2 separate regions of the Mus musculus genome follow, and region 2 is linked to region 1. Evidence: chromatin contacts called from ENCODE POLR2A ChIA-PET data. All regions are on one chromosome and are shown on one strand. The core of a region is the stretch at or near the end of the contact, and the rest is flanking DNA. Distances in the headings are between cores, read along the strand shown. Region 1 holds the start of Zfp457 (zinc finger protein 457). Region 2 holds the start of Zfp874b (zinc finger protein 874b).

Region 1 (3,681 bases), core at 686-3,185:
CAGTAGCTAGGACAAGGTGGTCTGAAGCCCATGCTTCCTGACAGTAGACTTGAATGCTGTAGGTCAGGCTCCAGCTCTGGCTCACAAACACTTGGTTTGACTGAAGAGTGATAATATAAGCAAGATCCCCTGAGATAGGGGGAGCGGCTGTGGAGGAGAAATCTTGAAACACACACACACACACACACACACACACACACACACACACACACACACACACACACTAAAATCTGTGTGTATTCTGTGAATGCAAAACTCTTGTAAGGAGTCTGTGGGTGCAGAGTCTGATGGCCCACGTGTAAGTTCACCGAGGGGCAGAGCCTGGAATTCTGCAGGTTCAGGGTTAGCTGTCTTACCTTGGGCTGGTTTTACCTTCAGGGTCAGTCCTTGCCTCACTCTATAGTGGACCACATAGCTTATGACAATAGATAAAAACCTCCCAGAATCCACTGACAAGGGAGAACATAAGTTTCTATGAATCCAAAAGCTAAAATCTCAGCAGATGGTATCTTAGGTGAATAGAATATCTCCCATATATCGTAGTACATGCTTCTATCGACTCACACCAAAGTATTTTAAATTTTCCTTGGTTAATGACATTCTTTGTTCTGTAAAACCATGAAACTGATTCCATGTTGGAGCATAGAATTTGGATTAAAGTAAATCTGTGTTCTCAGATCAAGGCTATTCAAATGGCTCTGGACTAAACTATTCTCTTAACCCTTCAGGAGGAGAACTATGCATAGACAGGAACCTATGTGAAAAATCATTAGACCCCAAATGTATAACAGCTTTCCAAATTTATATTCCAGCTGTTCCAAAGCAGTTGAAAAACTTGGGGAATTCTTCCTAAAACTATTAAAGGTGCCTCAGTAAACCTGAATGTCACATTGAGGGACAGAAAATTTAATATTTAAGACAGTTAAATTTAGGACAGTTCAGACGCTGCTGACAATGTGAAGAGACAGAAGAAAATCATGTGATAAGAAAACATAGTACAATGTACAGAGCCTGGCAGATTAGAGAGCAATGTACAGAGCCTGGCAGATTAGAGAACAATTTACAGAGCCTGGCAGATGAGCAGAGCCATTTTCCTCTTCCCTTTCAGACTTTCCAGCCCCACCCAGCAATCTCTCATCACACCAAGTCGTCTCTCATCTGAAAAGAAGTCCAAATTTGGACAGAACACATACTCAGAACCGTTGAGGTACTGCTGTCTAGCGATTTTAATTTGATGTGCAAAATCCATAATTATCTGGATTGGGCAAACATAGGTTCATACCAATTACAAGATTATTCTGTGGCTACATAGCCATGTATTGTGATGATTCAAGTCACAGAGATGTCTATTGGAAATTCCCACTCTAACCAAGGCATCCATAAATCTAACAATTCATTCCAAAGGAAAAGTAACTAACAACCCACACAACAATCACCGTCACAGGACTCTCTGTCCCTAGACACTAGGACCTTTGGGAAGCTGTGTGAGCTCAAACCAGGAGTAATCTCTAGGACATAAAGTATATGGGGCGCTAGATGTCCACGTGTTCTGTATGTCCTAAGAATCTGACAACCACCACAGGAGAACCCGTCAGCTAGGCAGAGCACGTTTCCCCAGCAAAGATGCGTGAGCTCCCGTCAGCATCTCAGGCACAGGCAGTGAGCAGACCCTGCCTGCCCTTGCCATCCTGCTGTTTCCAACCTTCTCCTCTTCAAACCTGTGCCCAGGGACAGTGGCCCAGCCTAGGTCAGCACAGCACCTCAAGGTCAGCAGCTTCCTGTCTCACAAGCCCAAGTTGGCACTCTCTGTGCCCTATCCGCCACCCTGCACAGTCCTTCAGATCTGCAAGATGGTGCTGTTCCCTGCACCAACCTCCATGGCAGAAATCCAAATGCAGCGCTCAACAGGACAGCTGCACAAATTTGAGAAGAAGCGAAGTTTGAAGAAAGAATACGGAATTTTGTTGCTGACAGCTCTTTCTGATGACGTCACAGGCGATGGGACTACATTTCCCACAAGTCAGTTGGAAGGACTTCCGGGAACCCACTGAAGAGCTTTTGTACACTGCCTGGATTACAGTCCACTGAGAGCAGCTGCACATGGGCATGCACATGGAATTTGGGCTCTTTTAAAATCCTTGGTCATGGCACGAAATGTTTGCCTGTAAGATGAGCCTTTCACAGTAATCACGTTCATCACGTTTCCATGTTATCTCTGCTACAACTCTGATCTATGTATAGAATCATTCACGAATGAAAAATTCATGCTTTCATGATCTGCTTTATTTAAGAATGTGGAAGCAGGAAGTTAATGTAGGAGTGAGCATTATCTCTTTACGATTCTATTGAAACCATCTTAGTCGCTTAAGATAGAAGAATTGGAGATCAAATCTAGTCACCAGCAGATGTTTTCTTAGTACAGGCTTTCCTGTCTCCCAAGGGGAGGGGCAGAGTTCCTGGGATCACAATGGTGTGTGTACTGACTGTCGAGCCATTGTGCACTTACAGGATTTCCCTTTGCCTTAGGTTTGATGTTTCTTATTGATTTTCCTGTCTCTGCACTGATCCTGTCATCGGTCATATTTGAAAATATTTGAACATTAGTGTTATCTGTCTTGAACTTCCCTCCCTTCTAAATAGAACACTTGAGTGTTTTCTCCTTGAATACAAAGGTATCAGATATATGTTCATATTACTGTCAAATAAGTCACTGTAATAAAGAAGTTACACTGGAAACATGCAGGATTGAGAATCCCTACCTTTTCATGGGAAGGTTTATTCCTGTGTAGTTCATACTTGAGTCAAAGTTACAAACTCCATTACAGAAAAGGCTTCATACTTCCCGGAATCCTAATGATCCAAAAGGAACCCGTTTCAGCGCAAAGACTGTGCAGAGTCCCTATTCTTTTTCAGGAGTATGTTTATCCAGAGATGCAGATCATTTGCTCACTCAGAGAAACTAGAGGCAAGGAGCAGTACGTGTGTGTACCTGTGCTTGATTGGCAAGCATCATGACTGGTCTGTCCTCCTCCTGAATGCTGCAGTGAAGGGCATTGTCAGAAGCCACAAAAGTTATTATTTCTCAGCATAGCTAGTTTTCCAATATGTGTTATGTGTTGAGGTCTGGTCTGTTGCTATGTATGTAATGCTAAATTCTATACCCGAAGATCTAAGCCTACCACAGACTTCTCACATTTACAAGGTTCTGTTGTGCAAACCTTGTTCCTTGATTTAATACTATTAGTTAAATCAAATTGGCTACAGCCAATTACTGGAGAAATTACAGGTAGGTGGGTTTTGAGTTACCTGGTAGAGGGTCGAGAAGAGAGAGAGAAGGAAGAGAGACCAGGAAAAGGAGGAAGAATGGGGAAAGAGGACAAAGATGCCATGTCTCAAAGATGAGACATGGCCATGAGAAACAGCAAGTATCTGGGGTATACCATCGGGAAGAAAGGAGGACACCAGGATAGCAGTTAGAAGAATAAATGAGGGCTGCCCTCCCCAGTAATTGTCAAAGCCAATGGAAATAACCATAGTCTGAGTCTTATTTATTTGTAAGCTAGTCAAGGGTAAGCTTAAATTAGTTGTGTGTATGGTATATGTATACATGTATGTTTGTGTCTTTTCATGCACACATTTGTAAGAGGGTAGTCATTCACATGAGATGTGTTCATCCGTGAG
Region 2 (3,681 bases), core at 558-3,057, 180 kb after region 1:
CACTGTAGGATTAACCTTGCTGGAACAAAGCTCAGAGTATCCTGTGATGGCATTGTTCTGCCTCCCTTTGGGAGCCTTAGTGTGAGGATTCAGTTCAGAGTGGTAGACATTTTGTTATGAAGTTGAAAACCAGAAGCTAACATTGAGATGTTGAAGGAAAAAAAAAATTTTCACAGCAGGGCCAGACTTCCAGTCTCTCAGATAGGAGAGAACAGAGAAGCCACAATATCTGAAAGCCCAGAGAATTTATTGTAAATACAGATGTTTGGTTCAACAGGTTTGTCAGTCAGGACAGACAGCTCATTCACAAAATCCACAAATCTGAACTGTACATTTACGAAAGAGTTTGACCAAGGGTCAGGAACTGAAACAGGCAGTGTGTGTGCAATCTTACAGTGAGGGCACCTCTGGTGTCCTTTGTTAACACCTTGTGACAGATTTTACAATCCCATGCTTTACAACCTCTAAGGTTCCTAACCCTGGAGGCAATTTTTTAAAATCTGTCTTTCTTAGGAAGATTTTAATTAATCCTCCATTGAGAAACAGCTCAAGCCGGGCGTGGTGGCGCACGGCTTTAATCCCAGCACTCGGGAGGCAGAGGCAGGCGGATTTCTGAGTTCGAGGCCAGCCTGGTCTACAAAGTGAGCTCCAGGACAGCCAGGGCTATACAGAGAAACCCTGTCTCGAAAAAACCAAAAAAAAAAAAAAAAAAAAAAAGAGAAACAGCTCAATATCCTTTTAGCAAACATGGGTGTCAAGCTACTTTCAAGTGAGGAACTGAACAGCCTCCATGAGGGATTCCTATTCCAAGTGAATCTTCTTTAAATCCACAATTCATTTCAAAGAAAGTGGGATAAATATCACGTACACCAATGCTCCCTTCAGGACTCTGACCCTGGAACCTAGCAAGTTCTGTCACCTCAAAGCAAGACAAGAATAACTGCATGTGCGATGAATTAAAGACTAGCTCCATTTCCAACTGAGCGTTGTACAACACAGCAACAAAAACAAACAGCAAACAATAGTAACCGGACATGCATTCTGCTTTTTTTAATCTCTCTTAGCTGTGCTTGCTCAGAAAACAAACAAAAAATATAATGCCTTATGAAGCAGACCATCCCAAGTTGAGACAACTGTGTTTTGTGACTTAAAGAATTCCAACCCCTGTCTACCCTTTTGCAGCAGTTCTCAAACTGGCAAAGGAGATTGTGGCTCTAAATAAAGCAGTTTTGTTTCGTTGGTTTGTTTTTTACCTTTTAATTCCTAGTTTTATTTGGTGATCTTTCTCAGTGGTCCTGAACTCCGTAACAGACAGCCATAAAGTACAGAAAGGACCAGATCTCCTCTTATCTAAACATACTGAGCGATCCAGTAACATCCACGTGAGAGTGACCCAGCTAATACTTCCACCAGAAAGCTGGAAAGTGAACGCCCAGAATCACCATGACCAGGCAAAGACCTTCACCCAGCCAACATTGCCTAGGCAATCCTTGAACTTACAAGCTTCTCCATTCCTTGAATTCTGTCGGTCTAAACAGAGGTCAGTCCCACTAACCCCCGCAGCGCCCTCTCACCAGCCCTGTCCAGAAAGCTCCTCCAAATCAGCTCCTCCCAGCTTCCATTCCACCCGGTCCCTGTTCCCTCCGGACCTATGCACCCCGCACAGACCCTGGGGTGACTGAACCCTGGACCAACCTCCATGTCAGAGATCCAACGGGAGAGCACAGCAGGACCAGAGTCTGGCCCAGCTTTGGATAAGAGCCGCACATGCTTACCAAAAGCTGAACTCTTGTTTACCAAAGTACCGATCTGTGACGTCACCGTGCTACAGACTACATTTCCCACAAGTCTGTGCGATGGCGTTGCAGGAGTCTTAGGAGAGTGAGTTGTACTACAAAATGGTCCTGGATTTCTGCATTGATGTCTGTCACCTAGTTAGTGTCGCCTAGTTAAGAAGCATGGAGGCCACGAACTGAGCCCAGTTCTAACGAGCCGAGTGCATTCCTCAGTTTCTGTGGTCCAGCTTAAAGGGGCAGAGGATTTTCTTGGCAAAGTTCTTAATTTCTTCATTTCCGGTGAAATTTACAGCTATTTGAGGAAACTGCCTCAAGGCTTTGGCTTAATACCCAGTACTGCACATACTTAAGTGAGCCGCGTTCTCCTGTATTGACACCCTGTGTGAATATTTGTCAGTGTACTGAGTTACCAAGATGGTAAGAGATAGAGACACTCCAGGATGTGATAAGCTTTAGCAAAAGCCGCCGGGGAATCAGCTTCTGATGGACTGACAGCCAATGTGTCGGGTTTACCAGGATTGTTTTATAACTGAGGTTATGCTAAGCTTTTGATATTCCCAAAGAAGACAATGCCATGGATTTTAGGTAACAATCACGGATTATTTACAGGAGATCACCACAAGGCTTAAGCGCCATCACTCTGGATGCCCTGTGCAATGGCTCTTCTAGAAATCAACTACAAGCCGTACACAGATCACAAGCCACTGCAGGAAATCGTTTTCATGTGAATATTGGAATCCATTCGTGTCGGAGGTTAGTCAAGAGAAACAGACTAAATCATCGAACAATTTTATTTATTTATTTAGATTTTTCGAGACAGGGTTTCTCTGTTTAGACCTGGCTGTCCTGGAACTCACTTTGTAGACCAGGCTGGCCTCAAACTCAGAAATCTGCCTGCCTCTGCCTCCGGAGTATCGAACAATTTTAAAGTCCTCCTCTCTGTTGTTTATCAGTAAAGATCGCCCAGATCCATCGCAGATCCTTTGTCCATATTTTCAACCTTTAGCTTATGTAAGTGTTGTGGGTTGTCCTGATGTTGTTTGAATTTTCATGTTAATTCTGCATCCTCAAGAGGGGTGGCCCCCGGGAGAGTGGTGGATCAAGTACTCAGGTGCTCTCCTGTGAATCTTCTCCCCATTTACTGGTCAATAAAAGCAAAAGCCTGTGATTGGGCCGTGGAGAGGAAAGGTGAGAGAGGAGATCTTGGAGAGCGAGAGATGGGGAGGGAGAGATGACAGGAGAGGAGGAAGCAGCAGCTAAGATGGAGCTGAACCACGTGACCAGGAGAAACTGCAGATAACCAACGGTCTCCTAGCTGGGGATAAGTTAGTATAGTTCTGCCAATCTAGGTTTATTGCTTATAAATATAATAACTGGATTGTATGTGTTTTTGTACGGGACTATTGGAGTTGAAGATTACTGTTACATGTAAGAAAGTTAGTTTTAGTGAGTCTCAGAAATATTTCTCTTAGTTACTGTACCTCACTTTGGAACTTGGCCTTTACATGAACCTGATGAACAGAAGTCTGTAAGATTCTCTGAATAATCTGAAGCACAAAGTGGAACTCAGTGATTTTGCTTCATATGGATCTGATTTGCGTTTGCTTACTCCTCAGCCATCTACTTATCTTTCACATTTACATGTATTCTTGTGTTCAAAACCATGTTTTACGGCATGTATGGCCAGCAAGCTTCCATAATAGTTCATTTCCTGTCCCTGGCCATCTTGTTTGCAATCTTAATTTCTCTAAGTATTTTATACATTGTTTAATTAATACCCATAAATACACTGTTCAACAGCCTCACTCTTGTTTCTGACTTTCCATAATATTAGTCATCATAGAACTAGGGAAAAAAATACAATGACACATAAAAGAACAGAGAT

What was found. ChIA-PET counts read pairs that join two places held with the same protein, here RNA polymerase II (POLR2A).
Region 2: POLR2A ChIA-PET joins it to region 1 with 11 read pairs in embryonic stem cell. The contact joins the promoter of Zfp874b here to the promoter of Zfp457 in region 1. POLR2A ChIA-PET finds 5 or more read pairs at or near these places in 3 of 5 experiments (Patski and embryonic stem cell).

What each region holds. Positions count from the first base shown.
Region 1 is chr13:67,304,477-67,308,157 of GRCm38, forward strand. Zfp457 (zinc finger protein 457) reads right to left here and starts at 1,936. Exons shown (of 4, transcript NM_001003666.2): 1 at 1,874-1,936. The coding sequence starts at 1,879.
Region 2 is chr13:67,482,446-67,486,126 of GRCm38, forward strand. Zfp874b (zinc finger protein 874b) reads right to left here and starts at 1,808. Exons shown (of 4, transcript NM_001076791.2): 1 at 1,696-1,808. The coding sequence starts at 1,701.